Regions from separate parts of the Homo sapiens genome. Here region 1 is linked to region 2. Evidence: chromatin loops called from intact Hi-C (ENCODE). Cell type or tissue: psoas muscle. All regions are shown on one strand. Links, peaks and the distances in the headings refer to the core of each region. The heading gives the core; the rest is flanking DNA.

Region 1 (15,084 bases), core at 4,498-12,497, 280 kb before region 2:
CCAGGCATCATGGGTTCCCTCCACCCTCTTGCCCTTCTGAGTCCTGGCTACATGATCTTAGATCAATACTTTATTTTTCTGAGCCTCAATGTCCTCATCTGTAGAATGGGAACAGAAACAGTATCTGCTGTGACTAATACAGGAGAGAATGCAGCAAATCTCAGTACCAGCTAAAGAGAAATATGGGCCAGGGCTGTACCAGGCCAGGGAAAAGCTTGAGTCAGTATGGGCGTGTGTGGGTGTGGGTGTGTGAGATACGCCGCAGGTCTCCCAGATTCATGAGTCAGTACGCGTGTGTGTTACACTGTAGGTCTCCTAGATTCTAGCCTTCTAGCCTCCATCTGCTCAGGGCAGACCTGAGCGCAGTGAGCAGAGGGCGGGGCATTGGGCCATGTCCAGAAAGCTGAAGTGTGACGCTGTGCTCCTGCTTAGGCCCCTGGTTGCTAAGGCTCAGTGTGGGGAGAAGAAGGGCTGCTACCCTGTTGGATGGAGTATGCAGGGCATCTTCCTGCCAGCTCTGCCCAGGGCACCATATTGGCATGCACCAGCTGCACAGGTTGGCGAGCCTATGTATGTGAGAACAGGGTGGCTCCTTCATGGCTGGCCAAGTCTCCAGCCAAGACCCCCCAGGACAGTGGGGAGCCATGGTGGGCAGCAGAGCTTGTGGGAGGCAAAGGCCTGCAGAGAGTCTGCCATGGGGCACAGGTGCTCTAGGTTACCTTGACCACTGTGGCCCTGCCAGCTGCATTCCTGGTAGCTCAACTGCCCACCAGGCCCAGCTGCCTCCATCTCACGGTGCAGCTGGTGGGAAGGTTAGTTCTGCCTCCTGGGCTACAGGTGTCTGGGCATTTGTTCTGTGCCTGTGGAGCCCCTCTGGGCCTGCCCCCTGACCACCTGTGCCCTCTGTTCCAGGTGCTGGGGAGTCAGGGAAGAGCACCATCGTCAAGCAGATGAAGTAAGTGCTGTATTCCAGAGGCAGTGCTCAAACTCCAGCTTCCCCTCTTCACCCTCTGGGCCTGCACTGCCCCCGACTACAGGCCCAGCCAGTCTTAGCCAGGCCCAGAATCTTCTGAGAAGCAGAAGGACCCTCAGGTCCCAGTGGGTCAGGGGCAGTTTTCCCTTCTCTGAAGCAGGTCCCAGTAGCCCCAGGCAGCCGTGGGAACTCCCAGTGCCCAGGGGACACTAACCTTCCTGGTCCCTGGCTATCAGGATCATCCACGAGGATGGCTACTCCGAGGAGGAATGCCGGCAGTACCGGGCGGTTGTCTACAGCAACACCATCCAGTCCATCATGGCCATTGTCAAAGCCATGGGCAACCTGCAGATCGACTTTGCCGACCCCTCCAGAGCGGTATGTGCCCTCCGCCCCACCCTCTCCCACCTCCCAAAAGGTTTCGGGGTGGCTGGTTGTGGTGGCTCATGCCTATAAATCCCAGCACTTTGGGACGCCGAGGCGGGTGGATCACCTGAGGTCAGGACCAGCCTGGCCAACTTGGTGAAACCGCGTCTCTACTAAAAATACAAAAATTAGCCGAGCATGGTGGCACGTGCCTGTAATCCCAGCTACTTGGGAGGCTGAAGCAGGAGAATTGCTTGAACCCGGGAGGCAGAGGATGCAGTGAGCCAAGATCGCCCCATTGCACTCTAGCCTTGGTGACAGAGCTAGACTCCGTCACAGAAAAAAGTAAACAACAACAACAAAAAGGTTTTAGGGCAAGTCTCATCCTAGGGAATCCAAGAATACCCTAGCCTGGGCCCCATTCCAGAGGTCTCCCTGCCTCTGGCAGAGTGGGGGTACATTCCTTCAACTGCCTGACCACCCGCCACTGTGCCCAGGACGACGCCAGGCAGCTATTTGCACTGTCCTGCACCGCCGAGGAGCAAGGCGTGCTCCCTGATGACCTGTCCGGCGTCATCCGGAGGCTCTGGGCTGACCATGGTGTGCAGGCCTGCTTTGGCCGCTCAAGGGAATACCAGCTCAACGACTCAGCTGCCTAGTGAGTGCTCTGAGGGGCTGGGCAGGGCAGGGCAGGGGCTGGGGGAGGACTAAAGGCTGGACCGGAGGGCCTGAGAACCCCCAGAAGGACACTGCTGGTCTTTGCTTATGAAACCGATGACTGTTAACCAAGGCCTTCCTGTTTTTTGGTTTGGGGGGTGGGTGGGTGTCACGTTACTGAAAGGCCAGGAGGAATGACAGGCAGGTGGCTTATACAGTACATCTCTTCCAGGCCAGTTGAGTCTGATCTGTCTTGACAGTCTTCTAAAGAACATTTGCGGCCGGGCGTGGTGGCTCACGCCTGTAATCCCAGCACTTTGGGAGGCTGAGACAGGCGGGTCGTGAGATCAGGAGATCGAGACCATCCTGGCTAACACGGTGAAACCCCGTCTCTACTAAAAATACAAAAAATTAGCCGGGCGTGGTGGAGGGCGCCTGTAGTCCCAGCTACTCAGGAGGCTGAGGCAGGAGAATGGCGTGAACCTGGGAGGTGGAGCTTGCAGTGAGCGGAGATTGCGCCACTGCACTCTAGCTTGGGTGACAGAGCAAGACTCAGAACATTTGCTGCCACCTGTTCTGTGCCAGGCTTCAAGGACACAGTGATGAGTGGAGCAAAGTCCCCATGCAGTGACAATTTAGGGTGTTAGTGAAAAGGTAGAGGTGGAGTTGGCCCAGAGACAGGATTGCTGAGCTCTGAAGGAGAGTCAGCCAGGGGAGGAGTGGATGAGGGGATTCCAGGCAGGGGCATAGCATGTGCAGCATCTCGGGGTGGTGGGGAGCTGGCTGTGCTTGAACATAGGCTGTGGAGGCTGGCTGGAGGGGGCCACAGGGGAGGAAGTTATCTGGGAGGTGACAGGTGTGTGTGTAGGTCAGAGCCCCTGGACCTCAGCTGTGACCCTCGCTGGCCCTAGGCTGAGGAATTACAAGGGGTCCCAGGAATCCCAGAGGCATGACAAGCCTGCACCCTTTCCACAGTTCTGAACTCCTTCCCTGTGGTATCTGTCATGTACTTGGACTGGTGCAGGGTGCTGAGGACCCCACGGGGAACAGGATAGACAGGCTAATAGCCATTGAGGATGGCTGCAGGGGACATCCACAGGCTTTGGATGGTGTCACCAGATAGGCTGCTGTCCCTGTACTCTAGCCTTCCCCTATCTCTGCTTAAGCCAGTCCCCTCTGACTGGAACACCCTTTTGCTCCTATTGTTCATCCAATCCTGAGCCTACCCATAGGGTGGATTTCAGCAAGGGTGGGTGGGAGGAGGAGGAGGGTCTTGCCTGGCTGTGATTCCTGAGCCCTGTCCAAGCCACATGAACAGCCTCCTCCTACCCTTCTTACATGGCCTGAATGCTCTTGTGAATATGTACCCCCTACAGGAGCTGTGGAGTCACAGCCAAATGCTGTGGGGGCCCCCAGGCCTCACCACTGCCCCTCCCTGAGATCTCTGGCCCAGCCACCAGCGAGCTTGGGGTCAGAGCAGCAGGGACCTTGGTGCCCATGATACTCAAAGGAAGCAGGAATAGAGCCACCTCCAGGCCACCTCCTGCTTCTCCATCATCCTCTTTCTCTATTCTCCAGACATTAGGCACCCACTGTGTGCCCAGCACAGTTTTGGGAGTGAATACAGGCCCTGTTCTCCCAGTCAGGTTTAAGCCTTGATAGCTCCCCCTGGGAATGGGTTGCGGATTGGAACACCACAGGAAGCAGGGCTCCTTCAGCCCCTCTTCGCAGCAACCCTCCAAGTGTGCAGCGAGTCAGGGGGTCCCTGGGGCGAACCCACCTGTTGGGGAAAAGGGAGAGGCTGGTGTGGAATGCACCATGGTACCTCCACATTGAGGACTCTGGCAGTAGGGGGCGGGGCATGGTATGCGGGTCACAGCACATGCGTCATCCTTCCCCATGGCCCTTCCTGTTTTTCTGTTTTGTCCCTGCTACTCTGAGATCATTTCCCTCTGGCCTGGTTTGGCCTGGGTGCTGGTGGGAGCCAAGGGCCAGCCCCAGCAGCCTTGCCCCAGGAATGAAAAGTCAGCTCTGGGCAGCAGCCTGGAGGCCTGGGACCAGCCTCCAGGGCATGGCAGGGATATTGAGGCAGGCAGCAGAGGCAGGCCCTGCAGGGGTAGCCTTGATACTAATTAAGGGAACTGGTAATGAGGAGCCCCTGGGACCCCTGCCAAGCAGGTGTCTGTGCCCTCCCCCTGAGGAACCCAGATTTCATTGGGCGCTGGGCAAAGAGCCCACTGGACCTGGCAGGCCCCAACCTGTCCAGCACCACATCGAGGGACCGCACCCGGCTGCTCTGCGGCTAATGCCGTAATTGCGCCCATTAGCATCCTGAATCCTTCACCGAAGGACTAATTTGCCTCCTCCCACCCTCTTTGCCTATAGCTCCAACATCCTGGATCCTGTCCGAGGCAGGTCTGGCTCAGACCCTGGGTGCTGGAGCTTGGCTGGCTAGCTGTCCACAGAGCTGCACCTCCTCCCATTCCCATTCTACAGGTGGGAGGCCGGGGGCTCTGAGTTCAGGTTTCTTCATTTGAGCAATGAGGTAATGCAGGCAGGGGTTAAAGAAACAAGGGCTGTGCCTAGGCCAGGCGCAGTGGCTCACGCCTGTAATCCCAGCACTCTGGGAGGCCGAGGTGGGCGGATCACCTGAGGTTGAGAGGTCAAGACCATCCTGGCCAACATGGTGAAACCCCGTCTCTACTAAAAATACAAAAATTAGCTGGGCGGCAGGCGCCTGTAGTCCCAGCTACTCAGGAGGCTGAGGCAGGAGAATCGCTTGAACCTGGCAGGCAGAGGTTGCAGTGAGCCAAGATCATGCCACTGCACTCCAGCCTGGCAACAGAGTAACACTCTGTCTCAAAAAAAAAAAAAAAAAAAAAAAAAAAAAGCAAGGGCTGTGCTTGAGAAATGGCATGGGAGGGAAGGGGCCTCTTGCAGCTGGCCCAGGGTCCAGCTAAGGAAGCCCCATGCTGGCCCCCACTGACCCTCCCACCCCCCATCCCCAGCTACCTGAACGACCTGGAGCGTATTGCACAGAGTGACTACATCCCCACACAGCAAGATGTGCTACGGACCCGCGTAAAGACCACGGGGATCGTGGAGACACACTTCACCTTCAAGGACCTACACTTCAAGTGAGCGAGCATGTGGACAGGTGGGAGGGGCAGGACCTGCCAGCCTCTGGGGTAGCAGAGGCAGGGGCTGGTCCAGGATCCCCCAGCCCCACTGAGGTTTTACAAGGCTCATGTGTTCTGGGCAAGCACATCCTCACCACCTAGTGAACCAGCAGTCAGGATCCACGCCACCTCTGCCAGCTGCTCACAGCCTCTGCTGCTCCTGCCTGATGTGGCTGCAGCCTGCCTGCTGTCCAAGCTCCTGGCCCAGAACCAGGGGTGAAGTGGGCAAGTGTGGATGATTCCAGAAGGTAGCTGCCCTACTCTGGGCAGGCCTCTGTCCTCAGTCAGCCAACCTGAGAAATGGGGTAGAAAGCCTCCCCCAGGCTCCCTTCCTGGAACTAAGGTGATCTATATCTGCAGGATGTTTGATGTGGGTGGTCAGCGGTCTGAGCGGAAGAAGTGGATCCACTGCTTTGAGGGCGTCACAGCCATCATCTTCTGCGTAGCCTTGAGCGCCTATGACTTGGTGCTAGCTGAGGACGAGGAGATGGTGAGAGGATGAGAGAATGCTGCGGGTGGGGGCAGCGGGCTTGGGGAGTGGTGGCTAGCGTTGACCTTGCTATTCTACCCCCAGAACCGCATGCATGAGAGCATGAAGCTATTCGATAGCATCTGCAACAACAAGTGGTTCACAGACACGTCCATCATCCTCTTCCTCAACAAGAAGGACCTGTTTGAGGAGAAGATCACACACAGTCCCCTGACCATCTGCTTCCCTGAGTACACAGGTGTGGGGACTGTGGGGATAGGGCCTCCAGAGGGTTGCTTCTTGTCCCAAGTAGCCTATGGTGACCAGGTGGCCCTCAGGCGCCCCCCACTGGACAGAAGTGTAACCTTGGAACACTGGCAGGGGCTGGTGCCTCACTTAGGCTTGTATAGTTGTGTGTGCACACATGAAGCCCTTAACACACTCAAGCATGTACCCCTGAACATGTGTACATGGGCATCCTCCTTCACACAGTGGGGTACCCCTTTGCACATCTGGCATGTATGGGCAGCCACAAACATTGTCATATTATGCACATGCATGCACAGGTTGTATGCCTGGCCGTCCACACGCACAGACCCTTGCTGCACACGTAGGATGCGGCCTGCCTGCCACACATGCAGCACAAGTCTTCATTTTCTCTCCCCCAGGGGCCAACAAATATGATGAGGCAGCCAGCTACATCCAGAGTAAGTTTGAGGACCTGAATAAGCGCAAAGACACCAAGGAGATCTACACGCACTTCACGTGCGCCACCGACACCAAGAACGTGCAGTTCGTGTTTGACGCCGTCACCGATGTCATCATCAAGAACAACCTGAAGGACTGCGGCCTCTTCTGAGGGGCAGCGGGGCCTGGCGGGATGGTGAGCCAGAGGGGCTGTGGCAGGGTGCTGGGGAAGAACTAAGCGGGCCTGGAGCCCCAGCAGGGGGTTCTGGGGGTGGGTAGGGGGGTGAACCTGGAGGGGGAGGGGCAATAGGTGACCAGGGGACAAGGGAGGAGAAGGCCCAGGGTGTGAATCAGGAGGTCAAGTGAGTGAGGTGCAGGGCATGGAGGAGGTCATACAAGCAGGCCTGGCCCAGTGGTCCAGACAGAAGGGCCTGGCCTTGCCCTGGGACAGAACCAGAGGCCATCCTGATGTTCCCTGGAGAAATCTCACCTCCTCACCCACCAGGCCATTGGCCCAGCCTGCCGGAAGCTGCATGCCAGCGGAGCCCAGCCCTGCTGCCCACTACCACCAGCTCCATGTGCACCTCCAGCTCTTGCCCTCTGACTTGTCTGAGCGTCCCGGGCTTAGGCTGGCCCCACTGGCCCTGGTGGAGGTGGGGATGACTCTCCCAGTGCCACAGACTCCCCTCCCCCACGTAACCCAGCAACAGAAACTGGCTCCTGGGCGGCAACTGTGTCCCTGGTAACAAATGGGTAGGAAAAATAGAGAAGGGTCATTGTCTAGGGAGGCGGGAGAGAGGCACGCCCTGGCTGCTTCCCGATCCATGCTCTGCTTTCCCCCACCTCCAGGGCCACCGCCGACTTTGTACCCCCCAACCCCTGAGGAAGATGGGGGCAAGAAGATCACGCTCCCCGCCTGTTCCCCCGCCGCTTTTCTCCTCTTTCCTCTCTTTGTTCTCAGCTCCCCCTGTCCCCTCAGCTCCAGACGTAGGGGAGGGGTTGCCACAGGCCTCCCTGTTTGAAGCCTGCCCTTGTCTGAGATGCTGGTAATGGCCATGGTACCCCCTTCTGGGCATCTGTTCTGGTTTTTAACCATTGTCTTGTTCTGTGATGAGGGGAGGGGGGCACATGCTGAGTCTCCCAAGGCTGCGTCTGGAGGGGCCCCTGCTTCTCCAGCCTGGACCCCCAGCTTTGCCCAACACCAGCCCCTGCCCCAGCCCAAGTCCAAATGTTTACAGGGAGCCTCCTGCCCAGTCCCCCAACCCCAGCCGCTCGGAGGCCCCAAAGGAAAAAGCACAAGAAGCGTGAGACGCCACCATTCCTGGAAACCACAGTCCACCTGCTCATTCTCGTAGCTTTTTAAAAAAATGAAAGTAAAGGAAAAAAAAAAAACTGCAAATCTAGAAAACTTTTTAGAGAAAAACTATTTAAAACTGTCAGATCCTGACCAGCAAGCCCCCCCCCAGCCCCCCTTCCAAGTGACTCCGTGCCTTGAGTGTGTCTGCGTGTTTACACCCGTCCCTCTGCTGGCCGCCCCCGTGCGAGCGGCACCCCTGCCCTGCCCTCCACAGAATTGGGTTCCAAGGGCTGTTCCAGACAACTGCCAACGTCACTGAGGGCCCTGCCCCAGCGGCCCTGGCCCCAGGCTCTATTAACCTAAAATGTAGCTCCCTAGCGCTAACCTAGGAACCGCCGCTGCCTGCTGGGGGGCCACGCCCCTCATGCCCTTGTCCCAGGCCCGGGGCCTTCAGCGTTGAACACTTCCTTGCTTTTTTCACATGTTTTATGGAATTGTTCACCTGGTTTGAAATAATAAAATGTAGAAAGAAAAAAAATACCGAGAACTGATGGGTATTCTCTCCCAGGGGCAGAGGCCTGGGCTAAGGTGTGCCAAGGTGATGGTGGTCCTAACCTCAGTCCTCAACCTGAGTCAGGGCCCTGACTCAGCTTTCCGGGCCGTCCTGGAGCCCCACGCTCTGAGCTTCATTTCTCCCACCTGGACTAGGCAGCATACATGTGGGGCCCGTGTGTCCCCGCCCTTCCAGTACTCTGCAGCCTTGGGTCTCGGGCAGCTGGGCAGGCTTCTAAGGGAGCTGTTGTAAGGTGCTCTTCCACACCTGGAGCAGGAGGGGTGGCCGGCCTCTCTAGCGCGGAAGGAGAAAGTGACTTCCGACTTAGGTACCAAGGCCTGAGAGTGTCCGTTGCCAAGGCCACACAGCCAGGTGGGCCGCATGCAGTCCTGGCTTGACTAAAAAGGCCAGTAGGGGCCTTAAGACATATTCAGAAAGTTCCCTGCCCCAGAGGGCCGCCGCCAAACCTGAAGGGTAGTGACAGGTGGCCATACTACCATGTGATGGTTGCCCCAGGCTGGGCCTGGAGAGCTGCAGATCATTGACTCTGAAGATGGAAGGCTCCATGAGGCTGTGGGAAGGGCCCGCGCGTTTCTGGGGAAGGGAATTGCAGATGGCAAGGCTGGTGATGCTTGTGGGGCGGGCCCTGAGTGCCATCGAGGCGCCTGGACCTTCTCCCGGGGGCAGCCGCGGCCTGAACGTGTGGGGGCGGGCTCGCGGAAAGGCTGGCCTCGACTGGGTGGGGCTCCGGCGTTGGCGCATCCGCCTCCGGCCGCCAGGGGGCGCCGCCGCCCGTGCTCTGCCCTGCCTGGCTGGTCACAGAGGCTGACGTCAGCGGGTCCCGCGGAGGCCGCTGGACACAAAGGCAGCTTTGTGAGGCGGCGACGGCTCCGCGGCCGCCCCAGGACAGAGCGGCCTGGGCAGAGGGCGGGCCGGGGTCGGCGCCGCGGAGGCGGGGAGGGAGGGAGGGTTGGAGGGTTGAGCCAGAGACCCGGGACCCCGTCCCCGCACACCTGCCAGTGCCCCGTAGCTTCGGCCGCCGGCACTGGCAGGAGATGAAAGGCTGCTGCCGCCCGGTCGGAAGGACATCGGCGCCCCCCAGGCCCGGTCCCCGCCCCAGTTCCTCGGGCCTTTCCTGCTGCCCCTGCCTGCGAGGGCCGACGACACGGAGAACAGGATCCTGCGCCCAACCCAGGTCCCCGCCTTCTTTCAGAGGCCCAGGCCTGGACCCCGCTGAGCCGCAGATGTGCGAGCAGGAGCGCCAGAGCCCCGATGCCCGCCCAGCAGGAAGCGGGCGGGAGATGGTTCCTTCCTTCTGTCCTGAGGGGGAACCCTGCACAGAGGGACCATTGAGGGCCTGGCATTGTCTGCCTAACTCACCCAGTGCCTCCCTCCCTGGGTGGGCCATGCGGGGCCTTGACAGGATTGCCCTGGTGCCGTCTTGGCAGTGGGTCTGGGTGGGATCCTGGGGGCAGGGCTTCCCTGAGTGCAGACAGCTAGGCCTCCACCTGCCCCGGCCTCCCACCCAGGCTCAGATTTCCAGGGCATAAGGCTCCATTGTCCCAGCACTGGTGGAGGCGGCCTGTCAATTCAGCCTTGTGTTTGGTGGTTGGGAAATTCCCAGCCATGGGGGGCTGCAGGCAGGAAGGGGCTGCCCAGGTGTCCTGCACCCCAACTGAAGGGACTCCATGAGGTTGGTTCCTGGGCATCCCCTGCTGCCTGGAGCTGTCCCAGGCTGGACCTCAACCATTCATCAACCCTCAGGAGCAGTTGGGTGAGGAGCACCAGAAATTCAATGCTCCCTGGCGCTGCATCCCCAGAGCCCTCCCAGCCTAAGAAGCCCCATCTTTCTGTCTCCACGCATGGAGAACTGCAGCTGTGAGGCCCAGGACCCTTAGCAGGACATGCAGAGCTGGGCAGGGACCCAGGCTCATGCTCCCAGCGTGGGGTGAGTTGTCTCCAGCCTGTGGAGACTGCCATGAAGTTGATCTGCCTCCCAGAGGGCCTGGCCCACTTGAAATAATTGCTCCGGCTACTGATGTGGTGGGAACTTTGGTATTTTTAACCCATTTGGGGGGTGGGGGAGCAGCTAGGAAGAGAGAGGCAAGCTTTCAGAGTCAGAGAGGCCTGAGAGAGGAGAGTAGAGGGAAACTCAGTGAGGAGGAGCCAGGCAGGCTGCCTCGGTAGTTCCCCAGGCCTAGACACCCCCCCTGTACCACCCCCTGTCCCAGCAGGTAGGTGCAGACCTAGATGCCAGGTGCAGAAGGGGGAAAGGGCCCTCTCCAGGGTTACAGCAGGGATCACCGAGGCTGCAGGGGCTGCCAAGGCCTGGAAGAAGTCCCATGTTCCAGGGAGCCCCATGGCTTCTGATGTCAGGAAAACTTAGTCCTCTCAGTTCCCCAGAATCATTTCACCCCACCCCACCCAAACTGAGTGGCAAACCAGTTGAGTAGAGAATACAAGCCCTGACTCCAGCTGCCTGGTCAGTGGCATAGCCAGCCAAGTCCTAGCAACCCTAGGAGTCAGGGAGTCAGGGAGGAGGCAAGGACAAGACTACAGTATTGTTTGGCTGAGTTCTGGGTCTGGCCCCACTCCCCAAAACTGACCCCAATCTCTGTGTCTGCTGCCCTAAAAAGAGACCCTGGGGCTGGGTGTGGTGGCTCACGCCTGTAATCCTAGCACTTTGGGAGGCCAAGGTGGGCGGATCACTTGAGATCAGGAGTTCAAGACCAGCCTGGCCAACATGGTGAAACCCCGTCTCTACTAAAATACAAAAATTAGCTGGGCATGATGACGGGTGCCTGTAATCCCAGCTACTCAGGAGGCTGAAACAGGAGAATCACTTGAACCCAGGAGACGGTGGTTGCAGTGAGCCAAGATTGTGCCACTGCACTCTAGCCTAGGTGGCTGAGCGAGACTCCATCTCAAAAAAATAAATAAAAGGAGACCCTGACTGGATGTAGTGGCTCATGCCTTAATCCCAGCACTTTTGGAGGCCAAGGCAGGAGGATCACTTGAGGCCAAAAGTTTGAGACCAGCCTGGGCAACATAGCAAGACCCCGTCTCTTAAAAACAAAAGATCCTAGCGGTCCTCATCTCTACCATGGACTACCAGAGGGAAGGCAGCACCTCTCATCACCCAGGGGGATGGCCTCCAGTCAGCTGGGGTATGTATGCAGCTGTGTGGCAGCAAATATGTCCATGCCTGCAAGCCACTCAGCCCTCAGTCACACGGTGATGGGCACTAATATCCAAGAGGAGCAGAAGTCAAGGCCATGGGTCCTTTTCTCCCCTTGCCAGAGATGCAGCCCCACAGTCCCTGGTGATCTTGGCTGGGAGAAAAATCAGAGTTTGACATCTCATCCCACTGCCTTCTGCTTTCTGACCTTACTGAGGTCAGGGTCATCAAGGCCTGGGGGACTGGGACAGGGTTAAGGGGTGTCCTTTCTCCATCCGTCTTCCAACCCCGTGGAGACTCAGCATGCCTAGGAAGGTGGAAGGGCTTCCTGCGGGCACACCATCTCCCGCCTCCCTGTGCCTGTCCTCTGCTGGGTCCTGGGTTCTCCAGTGATTATAGCCCTTGCTGCTTCCCCCACAGTGGGGAACACAGAGCCCTGCCCAGAGGCTTGAACCTGGCACCACAGGGGTCTGGAATTACACAGAAGACGGGTGACAGCCAAGGTGGATCATGAACGGTGAGAAGTCCAGCAGGTGACAAGGGGAAGGGTCTAAAGGGTGGAGGGCACAGCGCAAGCAAAGTCTTGGCAACAAAAGAGCTAATGCATCCCAGAAATGGGGCAGGTGGAGTACTGGAAGCTACACCAAGCTTCAGAGTGGTCCTGTGGCCTCGGTGTGGTAGCTCAGGCCTATAATTCCAACACTTTGGGAGGCTGAGGCAGGAGGAGGATAACTTGAACCCAGGAGTTCAAGATCAGCCTGGGCAACATAGTGAGACCTCCATTTTTACAAAAAATACAAAAATTAACTGTGTGTTGTGGTGTGTGCCTGGAGTCCCAGCTCCTCGGGAGGCTGAGGTGGGGGGATCACTTGAGTTCTGGAGGTCAAGGCTGCTGTGGGCCATGATCTTGCCACTGCACTCCAGCCTGGGTGGCAAAGCAAGATCCTGTCTCAAAAAAAAAAAAAAAAAAAAAAAAAAAGATGAAAAAGAGAGTGGCCCTGTGAATGCCAAGCTAAAAGCCTGCAATCCCGCCAAACTTCAGCAAGCTCTCTGAGTCAGGGGTCAGGGACACGGTCCTGCAGAGGGGAGGCATGGGGAGAGAAATGACAGAATGACCCCAGGGATACAGCCTGGGGGAGGGTAAAGGGGTCAGTGCTTGTCCTAAGTAAGACAAAAGGTAGGGGCTCTCAGGAGGGCAGGCTTGGCAGTGCCAGGGGTGGGTTGGGGACTTGGGAAGGGAGAAGACTGAGGAGTCCCCACCCAGGGGAGGGAGGGAGGTTAAAGTAGAACCCTGGGCACAGAGGGTTGAGGACCCTGGGGTCAAGAGAACCCTGGGGTCAGAGGGTTGAGGAAGTAATTGTACTGAGGTGGCCGGGAGCGGTGACTCATGCCTCTAATCCCAGCACTTTGGGAGGCCAAGGCAGGAGGACTGCTTGAGCCCAGGAGTTCAAGACCAGCCTGGGCAACATGACAAAACCTCATCTCTACCAAAAAAAAATAATAATACAAAAAAATTAGCTAGGCATGGTGGCACATGCCTGTAGTCCCAGCTACTCAGGAGGTTGAGGTGGGAGGATCACTTGAGCTCGGCAGGTTGAGGCTGCCATGAGCCATGATCCCACCACTGCACTCCACCCTGGGTGACAAAGCAAGATCCTGTCTCAAAAAAAAGAAGAAAAAAAAAAGTACTGGGGTGAGGGGCACAGCAAAAGGGGACAAGAGAGGAGCTGAGCCCGAGAAGGGGCCTTGTTCAGCTGGGATGGAAGAGGCAGCAGTGGAGGGTTTCTCTGAGGCCCTCATAGGCCTGGGTGCCCAAGATGCCCAGAGCTAAGGTGGCAGCAAGAGTGCATACCTGTGGTACCCCCACTGTGTGCCAGACCTGCCTGGCCACTGTCTGCAGCTGCAGGGAAAATGAGAGGTGCAGACTCCAGCTAGGGCCACGGGGTCGGCTAAGCGGCAGGGTAGGGATTCAGCCCCACCTCCTGCTGGACTAACAAGGGGGTTGATCCTTGGGGCTGGCTCCAGACTCCTCAGCCCTCCCCCAGAGCATTCAGAGCCCCATACCCAGTACTCCTGGGAGGCTCTCCCCTAGCCAGTTAGGAGAATGTAGTATTTATGTAAATGTCTGTTCATGAGTGCAGTGTGCCCTCAGAGTCCACTTTCCAGCATTCCTGGCATAGCCCCCTCCACCCTGCCGGGCTCCAGAGGAGGGAGGGAGAGGGAGGCCCCGCCCCCAGCCCCCTCTCCTCCCACTCCTCCCTGCTGGGCAATGAGGAAAACAGGAGTGAGGGAAGAGCTGTGATGTGGCTGGTTGGGGGGGCTCCCGCATCCCAGAAGGGCTGACCTCAGCCTGGGAGGAATGTGCAGGAGGGGAGGGCAGGGGTGGGGCAGGCGGGGGTAGGGCCACAGCCAAAGGCCCAGGGTTCTTGGTAGCCCCTCCCTCAGCACCTCCATCTCAGTTCTGACAGGGCCCTCAGAAGGGAAGGGGAACAGGCAAGGAGGGGAGGAGCTAATCTTTCAAAAAAGGTGGGCCAGGGTTCCCTGGGAATGTGGAGACCAGGCTGGGGTGAGGACATGCCTGCAGACGCTTCCCCAGGAGATGCCCCTGGGGCAGGGCCTTAGAGTGTCTGGGAAGTTAGGCCTCAGGTGATGATCCTATGGCCGCCCACGCCTGCCCCCACTGTGCCTAAGTCCTCTGGGCAGCATGACCTGGTACCTACGTGGCCAGAACAAGGAAGAGTTGTGACGTTGGAGCCACAAGCCCTGATGACTAAAGCAGGTGTGAGTGGGGCGCCCAAGATCCCATCCAGTCCAGGCTGCACTGGGAGGGTTGCCACAACCTTCCTCAGATGGGTGTCCCACCCCAACCACACCACCCGGAGTCCAGGCAGGGGCAAAGGGGCAGGCCCAGCTGGTGGCCAGGGGTGGGGAGGCAGGTGCTGAGATTTGGCACAACAATCCAGGTTTTTCCAGAAGGAAAAGCCAAGGCCGTGGTAGGCCATGCCACTGACAGGCAGCCCCAGAGCAAGGACCCAGGCAGGTCTCTGCCCATGGAAGCTCCCTCAAAAGAGAGAGGTCCAGGGTAGGAGTACAGGCAGGAAAAGGGACCCCAGCTGCCTTGCCTGGTTTGCCCCATTCTGTTGAGACTCAGGCTCAGGCTGCCTGATTCCAGAATCCTCGAGGAGTTCCAGCCCCCAGTGTGACCCACAGGCAGTGACCTTGCTCCTGGAGTGCTGACCTCCATGGGGGCCCCTACCCATGGCCTGGCACACTGGACCTGGGGCTGAGGAACAGAAAGGGGACCATGTGGAATCAGGGACAACTTGACCTCCCATCCCTGGAGACCTCCATTCCTACTCAAGGGAGGGTACACATCTAGAGGACAGAGGACAGGGCACAGCACTCAATGGGGACAGAGACAGTCTAGTCCTTTTGGCTGGGGGTTGACTCCCAGGCTATTGGAAAGATAATGGCGGTGGCGGGGGGGTTTCTGATACCGTTTCCCAGAGTGAACACAGGTGGAGGAAGGTGCGGGGTGATGAAACAGAGACAGGGCCCCTGGGCCTGGAAAAACATAAGGCAGTGAGGGCCTATGGGGGCACAGTGGGAGTGGATGGGAGCCTCTGAGGCACTTGCTGATCCTGGCTGCTTGGGTGGAAAGCTGTAAACAGCCAAAGAATGTTGTCTGCTTGCATGGAGCCAGGAGAGCCTGCCCAGGTCCTCTA
Region 2 (15,084 bases), core at 2,826-10,825:
TCCTCCTGGAGTCGGCCCATGTCAGACCCTGAGCTGGTGCTCAGCAGCTCTCGGTGCGTGTTCATTGAATGAATGGATGACCTTCCAGTGACGGGGCCTTCACATCTGGGGCCAGTTCTGCTGGTGAACAATGGGGCATGGTCAAAGATCCTCCTCGGCACCCCCAGCAGAGCCCACAGGGTCAAGTTCTGTGCACATGCTCGGGGCTAGCAGGACCACAGAAGAGGTTGTGAGCCATCTGGGAAGCTGGGTGATAGACCCATCCTGACCGCTGGCCCCTGCCCCACCAGGAGAGAACCCCTGGGAAGCTGAGGAGACACAAGCTTGTCCTGTTGCTGGCCTTGGTTCTTCCTTACATCTTTCCCATTCTCTCTGCCACCAGCCAGTCCCCTCCTTGCCCCCTTGGTCAGTGGCCTTGGTCCTCGTAGTTCCTTTCCTCTCCTTTTGGCTTCTGCTCCCCTCCGCAGGGTGCATGGCACATCCCACTCCAGCAGCCACCCCCTCCCATCTTTCCCTGCCAGTTCCCCACCCACTCCCTGCTCAGCCTCAGCCTCCTGCAGCCCTGTCTCTCCTCTCCACTAGGCACGGCTGCTTTCCTCCAACTTAAGTTGAATTGATCTCCTGCTTAATTACCTGATGTGTTCATTGCCTGCATGGCCTATTGGCAGAGGTGGGTGAGCTGGTGGGCAGGTAGAGAGCTGGGATGGCTCAGACCTTCAGTGGGCACCTGCCTGTGCACCTGGGAGTGCAGCAGTGTGGGTGTGCTTCCCTGGGATGCCAGGGCAGCAGAAGAGGAGTGCATGCACCCACCCACACATGCATACACACACACACACACACCCTTGTGTTTCCACATGGGTAACACCCTAGCACAGTCACACCCCACATCCCACGTGGCCAGCCATGGGTGCACACAGGCACACACACACACACACACGTCACCATCTCCCACACACACATCTATACTGGCTGACTGTGCTTCCAGCTGCAGCCAACAGCTGTTATTACTATCCTGTCCTGGGCCTGGCATTCAAGGCCTCCATGATCAAACCTCAACAGACCACTCCAGCCACACCTCTCTGAGATATCCCTGGACACAGCAGAGGCTGAGGCACCTTCGGGACAGGGCTGGAGGGGTAGGAGCTGGCCAGCTGCAGGCCTGGCCAGAGAAGTGGAGGCTCTCCATCTCTACCCATCAGTCTGTGTGTCTGTGGGGGTGTCAGTCACCCCGGGGGAGCCCCTGGGGCAGACACTCTGAGCAGGTCTCCCACTCACACATCATCTCCCCTCCTCTGACACCCTGTGCCAGGCAGCACCTGGACTCTCACCTGCCCTGAGCTGATCCCAGGAACTGGAGAAGAGGTGGGGCACAGGGAAGGCACCTCCTGGAGGAGGCAGAACTCAGGACAGTGAGCCCTTGCTGAGTACCTATTATGTGCTGGAGCTTTCACACCACGGTTGAAGTTGGTTGTTATCACAGTCCTTCCAGTCATTCTGTCTCCTGCCCACACAGCCCCCATTTCTCCCTCCTCTTGAACACAAGGAATGAGCTCCTCAGGGAGCACACCTCCCAAGTCACACCCAGCCTGCTGGAGCCTCTTCAGTTTCCCTGTCTGTGTTTGCAAGGTCAGGGGTAAAACCAAACTGCATCTCTTTTTCCGGGGGGTGGAGTGTCATTGTCCTTTCTGCTCACTGCTAACCTAGGTTCATCTTGCTGCTTTCAACAGTGATACTCTCTGGTCCTGGCTCCTATGGGCAATGTCTGGTATACCAGGCCACTGCTGAAGTCTTCACATGCCCTGTGGCAGAGGCATGCCCCATGACCCCATTGAGCAGATGAGGAAAGTAAGGCTTTGGGAGTTTAAGTGACTTACTGGGGAGCTCACAGGTAGAAAGTAGCTGTGGCAGGAATGGATCTTGGTCAGGTCACCAACTGGGCTGGGTCTGCACTCCACACCCTGGTACAGATGGGAGGATTGAAGACCTGAGGCCAAGAAAGAAAGCTGCGTGGTAGCCCCCAGCACTGGGACGCTCCACGGTGTGCGGTATGTGGTATTCGGTGCATGGTATTGTTGGGGCTCAAGCAATACGACTCCAGCCAGACGTGGTGACTCACGCCTGTAATCCCAGCACTTTGGGAGGCTGAGGTGGGTGGATCACCTGAGGTCAGGAGTTGGAGACCAGCCTGGCCAACATGAAGAAACCCCGTCTCTACTAAAAAAACAAAATTAGCCGGGTGTGGTGGCGCATGCCTGTAATCCCAGCTACTCAGGAGGCTGAGGCAGGAGAATCGCTTGAACCCAGGAGAGGGAGGTTGCGGTGAGCTGAGATCGCGCCATTGCACTCCAGCCTGGACAAGAGCGAAACTCCGTCTCAAAAAAGAAGAAAAAAAAAAAGAAAGAAAGAAACATGACTCCAGAATACGGCACCTTGCAGGTCACTCTGCCCTTCTCCAGCCCTCCTTTTTTTCCACTCCCTTTTCTCCCCGAAAGTGGTCATAGGAACTAGAACCCCTCTCCTAGCCAAGCAAACCATAAAACCTAGAAAGGTCACTTTCTGACTTCCTCCCTTCTCTTGTAAAGGTCCTCCTGAGACAGGGGTTCTGCCCCTGGGCAGGGGCGAGAGCACCTCTATCATGGAGAGACCCAGTAAGAAACCTGAACAAATGGGTCTTGCTGAAGCCCTGCTCCCAGCTTATTAGCATTAGGCCATGCCCTTTTGCTTTAAGCATTTCTCCACAACTTCTTTCATCAGACTTAGCATAAAAATATTCTGTTTTCCCAGGTCCTTGGATCTTCATTTCCTCAGGCTCCCCAGTCATTAAAACTTTGGTGAAATCAATGTGTTCTGCTTTTCTGTCAATCTGTCTTTTGTTATAAGGGTGTCAGTCACGACCCTTGTGATGGGTGAGGGAAGATGTTCCTTTTCCTCTCCTGACCTGGAAGACAAAGCTTCCTCCTGAAGCCTTCCTGAGGGCTCCAGCTCCCAGGGAGCTCATTCAGGCTGCCAGGCCAGACACAAACCCTTTGGGTCCCAGCCCACATTTGCAAGGTAAACGTGCCCCTTCCTATACCTTCTCATCTCCACCATAAAACAGCCCAGGGGGCCTCTGTTTGTTGGGTGTAATTAGCTGTTTCTCCCTCACTTGATCACAATTAGATTCCGGTTTAGAAGAAAGCAGCCAAAGGGGTCTCTGTGCTGGGGCCTCTTAGGCTGACCTGGGGTAACTGAGTGCAGTGGCTGCCCCCGACCCTGCAAATCCCTCCTCTCCCCTAGGGAGGACGGGGGAGGAGAGGATGAAGGAAGGAAAGGCAGGAAAGGGAAAGAAGCAGGGGAAGCAGGGGGAGGAAGAAAAGAGGGAGACAGGCAGATAGGAGGGCAGGCTGACTGGGAGTGGGGAGGAGGAGAGGGAAAGGAGGAGGAAGGTGAAGAGAGGAGAGGAAGAGGGAGCGGAGGAGCCCGGGAGACGGGGGTGGGGAGGGGGGAGAGGACATACCAACCTGACCTGCGGGGAGGCTGGAGGGAGGGGGAGCCCGGGCCACAGGGGAGTTGACGATGGCTGCAGGAGACAGATAAGGTTGGGGAGAAAGGCGCAGTCACTGATGGGAGGGCAGGGATTAGGGGCTCAAGGGCCTGTCCTGGGCCTGTGGGTGGAAACCCAGGAAGAAGGGCGGCTGCCCTAGTGAGATGGGAGAAGGGAGGAGGAAGCTCTCGCTTCAGGGTACCGCTGTGCCCTTGTTGAGCCAGGAGAAAGGCCTCCCACACCTACCCATCTCCACTGCACAGTGAGCTGTCTAAGCAGACCCAGGCCTCTGGACCTGGGCAGGGTCAGGAGGGACAAGACAGATTCCCTGAGCTCAGGGCTCTCCTCCAATCAAAGAAGACAAGTTACAACCCATCCTCCACGAGCCTGGAATGATAACACCTCAACAGACATGCATGTCAGCTCACGGAGGCAACAGGGACTATCCCTGCCCTGCTGGAGCCTGGCCCATTGCGCACGTGTGTCCTTTGCAGCCGTGTCCTCACACGTGCTTGGCCACATGTGGTCTCTCAGATTCCCACACTCGGCTTGGTGCCTGTAGCCTCTCACCTGGGGCAGGTAAAGACAGGCCCACACCAGCCTGTGTGGCATGCTGTCATTCTCAGAGGCAGATTTTGGGGACACCCCCATTCTCCCCCTCCAGGGCAGGACAGTGGCCTCTCACGGAGGCCCATGGCCCGTGGGCCTTGGGCTTGAGACAGGCCTGAGGCTCCCCGAGCCTGCACTGGTCATGTGGCTGGGCCTGGGGAACCAAGTCCGTCCTGGCCAGAAGAATATAGCTCTGTGTGGGTAGGGGTGGAACCCTGGCCTTGTTCACCATGCTGAGCCCAGTGCCCAACACATGGTAGGCCTGCAGTGGGCAGTCGCAGATGTCTGGGGTGGATTAACCCTGATGTGTTAGAAGCTGGGTCTTCTGGGGGCTTGGAGGGAAGGGGTCGCTCCTCTAAGCCCCTGCAGACTGTGCAGGGGCTGCCTGATTTGGCCTCCTCCTGGGGAGTCCAGCTGATGAGACTGAGAGTGGAGGAAGGGCTGCCCAGTGTCAACCTCATGGAATGGAGACAGCACCTGCTGGCCGAGGGCCTGGCTGCTGGGAGCAGTTGATGGAGATAAATGATTCCTGTCTGAGGTGGAGGTCAGGGCCTGGCAAGGCAGCCTTGGGCCTGAGGGATGGCTCTGGGCTGGGCCAGGGAGTCAAGGAGACCTCTTGCAGTGGATCTTCCTGGGCAGCTGGGACCCAACTCTCCGTAGCCTATGGGGGCCATCCGCCCACCCCACCCTCCCTGACGCAGGGGCTGAGAGTATCAGCAGAGGTCGGCTGGCTCTGCCCTGTCTCAGGTTGGAAAGCTGAGCCCTGCCAGGCCCTCAATTGCACTGTGGGTCAAGCCTCCGCCAGAGCAAGGAGTGGTGGGTTTTCCCCATTTGTCAAGTGGACCAAGAAAGACCTCAGGGCAAGGACTAGGCTGCTGGAAAGGCCTGGTCCCAGACCTTGTTCATTTCTTCATTCATTCATTCCCACATCTGCCCCTGCTGTCCTTTCTGGCCTCTCCACGCAGTAAGGCCAGGCCCTCCCCTCTGCCCTGGCATTTCCTTGCCCATGCCGCTCCCCTCCTGCCACATCAGCTTCCTGCTGTTTCCCCAAGAATCTTCTGGACCTTTGCTTTTGCTGTTTTTTTCCCCTCATCTGGAACCCTTCTGTCCCAGATCCCTGCATGGCCAGCAACTCTTGACATTCAGGTCTCAGCCAGTGCTGAAGGTGCCCTCCCTCCTTGATCGCCATCAGAATCTGCCCCCTCCATTTTTATTCCCATGCAGTCCTGGTTGGTTTCCTCCAGAGCCTGAAAATGCCTTGTTTTGTTGACACACCTGTTTATTATCTATCTCCCCTTAGCACTGGGGAGCCCCAAAGAGGAGGCACCTCACCAAGCCTTGCATAGGAACCGAGGTCCCAGCTGCTTTCCCCACCCATCCATGAGTGCCTGAGTCCCCATGGTCATTCAGGTCAGCATAAGGCAGGCCCTGGTCATGGACAGGAAACAAGAGGAGTGTTTCCAGGGCAACAGGCTGCCCATCTCTGAGGGACTCCATGTAAAGGCTTATGGGTTTGGATCTAGGCTCTCAGAGGGGGTTCAGATGGCCAGGACCCAAGGACCTTGCACACCCAGAAAGCAGGTTCCTTGAGCCCTGCCTGGGCTGGCCCCTGTGGCTGGAACCCAGAGGGGGGTGCATGTAGATATTAGCAAGTCAGGGCACCTCCACCCCCAATGATGGAGACAAATGAGAGGGGTATGGAGCTGTAGTGGACTATGAGGAGGTTGGTGCAGCCTTATTGATGCAGGGGTTGTGAATGGGGACAAGATGGGGCAGAGGAGGGCACAATATGTTGGGAGAATCCATAAACCCTCCTGGACACCGCCCTCTGTGGGGAGGAGGGGAGGTGTGCTCCACAGGTGTGTGTGGGGTGGTGGGGGGGGTAGCTCTGGGGCCCAGCTCAGCTCAGCCCATGGGAGGCCAGTGCCAGAGCCTTTACCACCACCCTGGTGCTGAGCCCTGGGTGGGTAACCAGGCAGGGGCAGTGGAGGAGCCAGCCAGGTCCTGGCTCCTCTTCTCTCCCTCTACACTCCCTGCCTCCTTGGGCTCCAGGAAGGGTCCTCTCTGGTTGACATCTGAGAATTAGTGGGCCTGGTCAGTGTGGGCATCTCAGGGGGCCTAGACCCTGAGGCTCACCCTAGTAGCATCCAGTCTGTTCCTCCAGCTCAGCTACTGCCCCAGCAGCTTCTACAGGGGTGGGGCTAGGAAGGGAGCCAGGGCCACAGGCCCCTCATTCCTCTGAGATTGAAGGGGTTCCTGTGCCTGGGGGAGTGGGGGGGCATGACCCCATCTTTCCTCAACTCTTTGGAGGACCTCAGAGTCTCTTTGGAGGTTAAATCCACAGCTCCAAGGAGGGGATGGAGTGAGGCAGAGTAGGGCTTGCACTGCTGCCACCTGGTGGCTGAAAGACGTAAAGCACCTAAAACACCTGCTATTCCAGTTCCCAGAAGGAATTGGAGAAGGCAGTGGAGGGAAGGATGCTCCTGAGGGAGCAGAGGCACAGGGAGGTAGAATATGCACTCCTTGCTCCAGGTCAGCATCCTGGCCTGCAACCTTTGCCCTCACTCAGCTTGGTTCAGAGCCTCCCCAGGTGCCATCAGACATTTGCCCACCATAGCCTTCCAGAATGCTAGCAAGGCCAATCTAGCATCAGGGATGCCTGTCTGGCCTCTACTATACTAAGGGGAACAGAGGGCCCAAATGACATCCAGGGGCACACACAATGGGTCTTGGTGTATGGAAGAGAGGGAAGAGTGGGATCTGGGAGGCAGGCAGGGAGAAGGTGGAGCTGGGAGGTGGGTGCGGCCTAGCCGGGCCCTGCCTGCCCTGTCCTCGCCTTACTCACAAATGCTGCTGGTCTTCTTCTTGCAGGACCTGGATTGAGTCCCATGAGGCTCTCCTCCACACCCCATTGTCACCTACTTGTGTCATAATACACCACCCCTAGTTCCAGAGCAGGGGCAGGGGTGGGGGGAAGAGGGGAGGCTTGCTCAGGAACCCCCAGCAGAGGGCCCTCAGGAAGGAATATAGTTCCTTTCTACACCTCAAGCTCAAGATTATGGCATGGGGCCAGGCACGGTGGCTCACACCTGTAATCCCAACACTTTGGGAGACCAAGGCAGGTGGGTTGCTTAAGCCTACGGGTTGGAGACCAGCCCGGGAAACATGACAAGACCCCATCTCTCCAAATAAATTTTTTAAATATTAGCCAGGCACGGTGTTGCATGCCTGTAGCTCCAGCTGCTCAGGAGGCTGAGGTGGGAGTATCGCTTGAGCAGGGGAGGTCAAAGCTGTAGTAAGCCGAGATTGCGCCACCGCACTCCAACCTGGGGTGATAAAGTGAAACCCTGTCTAAAAAAAAAAAAAGAAAAGAAAAAAAAAGATTATGTCAAAGTCACAAAGTCTACTGAAGGAATTGTGATGTGGCAGGCAAAGTTAAAATTGGGTACAAAAATGGACTGCTCCTGGAATCCAAGGGAAAAGTCAAGTGCAGTTCCTCCCATGGACCTTTACCTCCTTTTCCTCAACCTCCAGGAGGTAAATCCCACCCAGCTCACCCTGTCCTACTGGGGATGGTGTCCTGACAAAGTTTGCCCCTTTCCACCCACCAGGCAACAGGATGTGCTATTTCCCCTGTCATACACTTCCTAAAGTCTCAACAACTCAGTCAAGCATAACCTCTGGGAAAATATGGTGTTGAAATCACTGGATGATAATCTGGGGGTGGAAATCCACTTGGACCCCTACCTCACACCTTAAAACAAAAACCAGTTCTAGCTGGATCAAAGGTAGGGGGACTAAAGAATGAAGAAAAAATCTCTAGGCAAAAACAAAGGTTTGATTTGGTCTAGCCTTTTCTAAATATAACAAAAAACACAAAAGCCGTAAGAGAAAACATGGATACACCTGACTCCACAAAAACCAAACATTTCTACACGGAAAAAAGTAATAGCCAGGCGCGGTGGCTCACACTTGTAATCCTAGCACTTTAGGAGGCCGAGGCGGGTGGAACACAAGATCAGGAGTTCGAGACCAGCCTGGCCAACACAGTGAAACCCCATCTCTACTAAAAATACAAAAATTAGCTGGGTGTGGTGGCGAGTGCTTGTAATCCCAGCTACTCGGGAGGCTGAAGCAAGAGAATCGCTTGAACCTGGGAAGCAGAGGTTGCAGTGAGCCGAGATCATGCCATTGCACTCCAGCATAGGCAACAGAGCTAGATTCCATCTCAAAATAAATAAATAAATAAAAGTTTAAAGACAAACAACAAGTTAAGGAAAAAAATGCAAATTTCATAATATATAAAGGGTCCTTATAAATTGATAAGGAGAGGACCAAGAATCCCATTGAGAAATGGGGCAAACAAGATGAACATACAGTTCACACAAAAGGAAATCCAAAAGTCTCAACCACTGAACCCATGCTTACCCTCATTTCTTTAAGAGAGATGCAAATTATATAGGCAAAGCCATGAAAGATTGATGCACTTGCTGGTGACCATGGGGAAAATCAGAAACTTAGAGTTGCTCATTGGAATGTAATCTGTGCAGCCTTCATGAAAGCAATTTGGCAATATCTATCAAAATTAAAAATGCATAGACTATTTGACCTAGCACTGCCCACTTCTAGGAATTTATTTTACAAACTGACACGCATGTGAAATTATGCCCAAGGTGTTCACTGCATGATGTTTCTAAGAGTAATCGATTGGAAACAGCCTACTCCAGGAAGCCTGGCTGAGTGGATAGGGAGCTTCCTCACCATATATACTCTGCAATTACTGGAACCAATAAGGGGGAGGCAGAGCCACACGTAGGGCCATAAGGACAAGGTATAGTATATGTATTGGATGGTGACCTCATGTTTTTTAAAAGGAAGAAGGGTAAGTGTTCCCAAACACTGCCAATGTCCCCAAGGCCTCTTGGCCCCATCTCCCAGGAAGCTGAGCTGCACAGGTGGCATTCGTCTGGCTCTGCCCTCTGGCGTCCAGTTGGATCTGGACAATGGAGTCCCCCAGGAGTTTAGCAGGCAGGATGGGGAGGTTGTGTTTATTCCCTTGGCCCTTTCCAGTCCACCCTTCACTTGATTTTTCTGACCCAGAGATCTGGTCACATCTCTCCCTGTTCAAAACACTCTGTGGCTCCCCATTGTCCTCTGGATGGAGGTCAGGAGGTCAGATCCTCACCACTGCTTTTTTTTTTTTTTTTTTTTTTTTGAGGCAGAGTCTCGCTCTGTCACCCAGGCTGGAGTGCAGTGGCGTGATCTTGGCTTACTGCAACCTCTGCCTCCCAGGTTCAAGCTATACTTATGCCTCAGCCTCTCGAGTAGCTGCGACCACAGGCATGTGCCACCACGCCCTGCTAATTTTTTCATATTTTTAGTAGAGATAGGGTTTCACCATGTTGGCGAGGCTGGTCTCGAACTCCTGACCTTAAGTGATCTGCCCACCTCGGCCTCCCAAAGTGCTGGGATTACAGGCGTGAACTGCTGTGCCTGGTCCCCACCACTGCTTTTGAGGGTCTGCTTCTGTTGGCCACCCATCCTGTAGACTCCCTAACCTTTCCCAGGTTCCTGGTCTCAGCCCAGTTCCCACCATCTGCAACCCTCCTCCTGCCCCCTTTGAGGGGACAGTCTCAAAGGACCTCCTTGTCCTCCCCTGGCTGCTGTGCTCCTGCCCTCAGTGTCAGCCCCTAGTGTGGTGCCTGTCCTGAGACTGGGCTCTACCAGGGTGCTGAAAGCAGGAAGCCCATCCCCCACCCCACCCAGGTGCTCCTGGAATGCAGAGGTTGGCTAAATGCACAGAGGTTCTCCAGGGCTCTTGGCCCTGAAGCCCTCCGGGTTTGTGCTGTGTTGCACAGCCCAGCTCTGGCCCTTCCAGACTTTGGGAAGAAGGTGCCCTGCTTGACTCACCTCTGGGAGGCTGGACCAAAAGAATCAGGGAGGACCCAGGACACTGGCTCCTGGCCCACCAGGACGCAAGGCTCAGGGCACTGGCAGGAACAGCTGTTGGTCGAGGCAGGGTAGGGAGGGGACTGTATGTAATCAGTAAGAAACCATGTTTTTAAAAAATAACTCTGCTGTCAGTAGTGGTGAAACAATATAATAAATATGAGAAATAAATCTCGTTACCATGTAATGAGCTGCCTTATTAATGTGTTAAACTTGTAAGAAATGCTTAAGTGTTTAATTGGCAACTAATGAGGGTGCCAATTAGGGATCATTATACATTTCTTTAAAACTCCTAATTGGCAGGGGGGCATTTCAATCAATGCCATAGGGCTGACTCCACGGGGACCCCGTCCCGGCAGTGCATCTGGTGGTTGTACCTGTAGGGCTACACATCTGGTGGCTAGCCCCATTGGAGACCACAACAAGGCCAGGGCCACCTGGGTTGGACCCGGCCGCAAACCCCACTGGGCACCAGGACTCAGTTTCTCCTCTGCCACTAAATCCTGCTGTCGATCAAAGCCCGCCTGAAATGGTGCCTGTCAGGAGGCTGCACAGTCCGTCTCACCAGATGGAAGGACTTGACCTGTTCCAAGGCATCAGGAGGCTGTGAACTCACTTAGGACCAGGACGGTGGTTCTCCACCAGTGCCCAGCTCCCCCAGGAGCCTGGAGGAAAAGTCACCAGGGGGCTGAGCGAAGGCTGAGCTGGGGCTGGGGCCACAGTGTGGGTAGTGAGTTCCTGCAGCTAGAGACAGGCTGAGAAACAATGCTAAGGTGCATCCTGGGGCACCCTTGGGGCCTCCCCAGAGGCAGGACCTGGGTCTCTATCTCAGCTAAATCCTGGGCTCCTTTGCATGCAGCCCCTGGCCCAAGGCTGCTTCAGGGCCAGGCAATGGGACTCAGAGTGGACCGCCTCTCCTGCCTCCAGGGCTCAACCCCATTTCCCAGGGAAAGTCAAGCCAAGTAGATCTCTATTCCAGGCCTGGCTGGCAGAAAGGGAGCATCCTAAGCAGCAGAAGCATGATTAATTACCAAATTAATTGCCAAATTAATCACCTGGGTAATTGCCAGAGAGCTGGAAAGATGGCAGGGAGGCAAGGCCCAGCCAGGGGCAGGGTGGGAAGTAATCCTGGCACAGGCATGGGCAGAGAGCGCAGAGGCAGGAGACTGGCTGCTGTCTGAGCAGATGGCCTGGGCACGATGGGAGGCAGCAGGTTGAGGACCTTGGAGGCCAGACTGGGGCATTCCATAGTTCAGAAGAAGCCTTGCAGGCCCGAGTAGGAGGATAGAAGGGCATTGGCAAATAGGGTGTGTCTGGGAGCTCGGTAGGGGTGGGTGGGAGGCCCAGGAAAATCTGGCCAGGTGGTACTTATGTCATGCCTATGAGTCTTGTGGGGAGGAGAGCGACTAGCCTTGGGGGCTGGGGGCTGGGAGAAGACCCTGGTTTGTGGCCTGGGGACTAGGAAGGCAGTGAGCATTCCTGAGCCAGACAGAGAACTGGTTGGGGAAAGGAGCCAGCCTATCCCCTGCAGCCTGTGGACCCCCAGCCCTCCTAGGCCCTGAGCCCTTCTGTGGCTCTTGTATTAGGAGTGATTGGGGAAGCGGCCAAGTAGCCTCAGCCACCCACCAGTTTTCAGGAATTTTCAGGACCCAGAGGGCTCACCCCATCCTCCCTGGTGGAAAAATACTCCATGACCTTGTGGCCCAAGGCTGCTGCTTAGAGCCAGGTCAGAGGGTTCTCTGGCCCCACAGCTCAGGCCCTGTCCCATCCTTCTCACCTGCCCCAGCTGCCCCTACTCACCTCTCCCAGGCTGGATCCGAGTCTGGGCTGTGTCTTCAGGAGGCTCCAGGTCAAGCCAGGTGTAGAGCAGGGGATTGCCCCATGACCCTGCCCCCACCTGGCAGTGGGGGACTTGGTGAGGGCACATGCACTGCTAGGTAGAGGCAACTTTAGCACTTGGGGCCACTCTAAGGTTTAGACCTTCCAGACCGTGGAGCCGGGAAGTATAATCTAGAACTGGGTGGCCCTGCAGACCCTGTGGACCTCAGGGCTGCTCGAGGGCTGAGCCTGTGTGTGGCTCAGAGGCCCCACCCCTGCAAAAGCTCTGTTCCCCGTGGGCCACCTTTCAGACCTTTAGCGTGTCATTTACTAAGCAAATATTTACCTAGTGTTCCTACGTGTCAGGCACTGTTCTAGACCCTCTACAAATACGGACTATTTTATTTTATTTTATTTTATTTTTATTTTTAGAGACAGGGTCTTTAAAGTGGAGAATGTGACCCGGGCTGGCCTTGACCTCCCGTGGTCAAGCAATCCTCCCACCTCAGCCTCCTTAATAGCTGGGACTACAGGCACATGCCACCATGTCTGGCTAATTAAAAAAAGGTTTGTTTGTTTGTTTGTTTGTTTGTTTGTAGAGATGGGGGTCTTACCGTGTTGCCCAGGCTGGTCTCAAACCTAGGGCTTGAACTCTTTTTATACTTTTTTTCCCATATCTTGGTACTCACTGGCATTGAACTCTTAATTCTATCAAGTAGGAGGACCTGCCCCATTTTACAGATGAAGAAACTGAGGCAAGAGGTTCAGGGACTTGCCTGGAGTTGCATGGTGGCTGAGCTGGGATTCAGATAAGCTCATTCATGTAGCAAGGGGCACTCAGAAGAATGCAGTTGCCCCAGGGCCCTTGGACAGGGGTGTCTGGGACACCTGGCACCAGGACCCATGGTATTATAGGAGGCAGAGCTGACTCGCCATGAGGCATGCCTCCTCTGGAAGCCCAAAGACATGTGGGGCCAGTCGCAGCTCCTCCCTGGAGTCCAGCCGCCTGCTGCACTGGATCACCGGGATCCCTGCTGCACTGGATCACCAGGAGTCCTGGTTCAGGAGCGGCTTGTTTCCTGCTGTCTGCCTTGCTGGAGATGATATATGCGGAAGAGGTGGTACATCTCCTACCCTCCCTCCCAGTCACAGCCAGGTTGCTGGAGGTGGCAAATGTCCCCATCTCACTTGTTCATGTTGGGGGATGCAGGAGCCAAAAGGAGGGGGCCCTTGGTGACACACTCAGGAACCCACCATGAGGGATGCAGAGGTAACCCAGGCCTGTTCAAGCCTGCTGTAGGAGTTCAACAGAGCTGGGTGCAAATCCTGTGTGACCTAGGACAAGTCACTCAGCCTTACTGAGACTCTGAGTCAGGTGGGGTGGCTGACGGAGCTCATGAGAGCTCTGTGGGGAGGAGCTGGGGGAGAGAGGTTGGCGTCTGGGAGCGGCTTTCTGCACAATGCCTTGGGTGGGCAGGGAAGGGAGCCAGGATTTGAAGTAAGAATGAGACAGGCATTTACAGTGGAGGTCTCAGGGAAGGCAAATGTGTGCAGTGAGAAAAGCCTGGGAGGGAATGATCAGATGACTCTGAGAGCCTGGGCCCTGACCACTGAGGGGCATGCCCCAACCTCACCCTCCCTAACCTCCGGCTAGCTAACCCTGCCAGTGGCCCAGTCCTGACAGCACTTATGGGACAGTAGCAGGTTGGCTCTCCCCCTGCTATGGAAGCTGTGTGGTGAGGCCTAGGGGCCTGACCCCTGTGTCATCCTCAGTGCTTACGACAGGCCCCTTCTGTCCCCCAGCTGCCCACAGGGCTGCTGCATCAAGTGGTAAGGCCTTGGGGTTCAGTCTTTATCCCATGCTGGTGGAGGCTGTCCAAATCCCAGGGCAGGGCCCACAGTTTAGATGCACTGAGCCCAGATAGGTGGGCCCTGATGAGAAGAACCACCCTCCATAATACAAATACAAATAGCTGCACACTTTCACTGATGGCTCTCCATGTGCTTTTAATATATTAATTCATTTAATTCCCATGAGGCAAGAACCACTTATTCAATTCTCCATTTGATAAATAGCCCTGAGCACCCACTATGTGGCAGGCTCAGGATACAGTGGTGACCAGACAGTGTCCCTGACCCAACTCCAGTCCAGACCTGCTTCTGGCAGGGAGGAAGCAAACAGCTCCAATGCAGCAGCCTCCCAGACCCCAGGCCCCTAAAAAAAGCCTCAAGGCCAAATTTCAGGCAAGCCCCTGCTTACTCCCACCTAATAATCTGGGTCTGCACCGCCACCTGGTGTTCACACTCAGAATGGCCCCAAACAGTGTGCCCTTGCCTCCTCCACCAAGGAAACTTGCACCCACCCCACCCACCCAGGTTTGGGATGGTCACCATTTGGGCGATGGGAACGGGCCTCCTGGGCCCCTTTGGAGGGTGTGGAGGCGGGTGCGGTCTCTCTGGGGGAGTCATTCAGCAGCACCTGTTGTCCCAGTGGCTCTTACAGAGCAGCGTCCAACAGATCCACTCCCCACCCAACACCATCGTCTGCAACAAGGGCCCCAGCAGAGCAGGCAGGATGAGTATCGCACATCGTGCTGGCCCAGCACCATGCGGGCGCTCCATGCCCGCAGGACTCACCTGGTGAGGTCACCATCTTAGTGTCCTGGCTGTGGGGAAGTTCACGTCCTTCACCCCTTGCCCCCTGCCCAGCCTGAAACATCCACTGCCACCTTTTATCAAACCCAGCACAAGGCCCAGCAGATGAAAGCCTTGCCTCGCCCCCAGGCAGCGGTGTCAGCTCCTCTGGAGTCCCCTGTCCTCAGCTGCCTCTCTGGTCACTTCCTCCTGAGGGTGCTGTCGTTGCTGTCAATGCTGCCATCCTGGCTCTCCTGCTGGTGGGTCTCTTCCAAGTCCAGAACCGACTGGGTGCCCCTCAGCACCAAAGCCCAGCAGAGGGCCTGCTGTAGAAGAGCTAGGAATGTGTGAAGAGAATAAATGAGTGGTGTCAGGAGAAGCCAGCTCTGTCTTCAGAGAATATTCTTTCCTTCTTTGGGGGTGTGAACTCAGGTTCACCCACCTGGGACCAAATTCAGGCCCTGCCTTGTGCTCAGCAACCCTACTGCCCTGTGCCTCAGTTTCCCCGTCTGTAATGTGGGAGCACAAGGGGTGCCCACTCTGTGGGTTGC

Evidence for each region. A loop is a pair of places that touch in the nucleus more often than their neighbours do. Peaks named below come from ENCODE experiments on the same cell type or tissue, not always from the same donor. Only the 100,000 strongest peaks of a DNase experiment are listed, where the experiment ranks them.
Region 1: a loop joins it to region 2, with 2.7 times the contacts of the local background. A loop is called at or near these places in 3 of 110 quality-filtered maps.

Annotation. Positions count from the first base shown.
Region 1 is chr3:50,251,188-50,266,271 of GRCh38, forward strand. GNAI2 (G protein subunit alpha i2) reads left to right here. Exons shown (of 9, transcript NM_002070.4): 2 at 913-955; 3 at 1,210-1,351; 4 at 1,837-1,997; 5 at 5,005-5,133; 6 at 5,536-5,665; 7 at 5,750-5,903; 8 at 6,313-6,527; 9 at 7,181-8,175. The coding sequence ends at 6,503. LINC03143 (long intergenic non-protein coding RNA 3143) reads left to right here and starts at 9,039. Exons shown (of 1, transcript NR_198941.1): 1 at 9,039-12,171. It also overlaps a transcript of SEMA3B not described here. RefSeq lists silencers at 6,000-6,049, 8,830-9,249 and enhancers at 9,029-9,534, 9,420-9,519, 10,042-10,546, 12,590-13,165, 13,166-13,739 and 2 more. In psoas muscle, for the core only: CTCF peaks have their summits at 5,996 (motif pointing left) and 8,950 (motif pointing right); DNase peaks (open chromatin) are centred at 7,963, 8,400, 8,964 and 9,304; H3K4me3 peaks cover 2,386 bases; H3K27ac peaks cover 3,678 bases.
Region 2 is chr3:50,536,098-50,551,181 of GRCh38, forward strand. LOC105377083 (a long non-coding RNA gene) reads right to left here and starts at 3,559. Exons shown (of 3, transcript XR_940833.2): 1 at 3,501-3,559; 2 at 1,875-1,984; 3 at 1-117. RefSeq lists a silencer at 1,618-1,859 and enhancers at 3,357-4,033, 11,392-12,301, 13,374-14,312. In psoas muscle, for the core only: a CTCF peak has its summit at 6,535 (motif pointing left); a DNase peak (open chromatin) is centred at 6,524.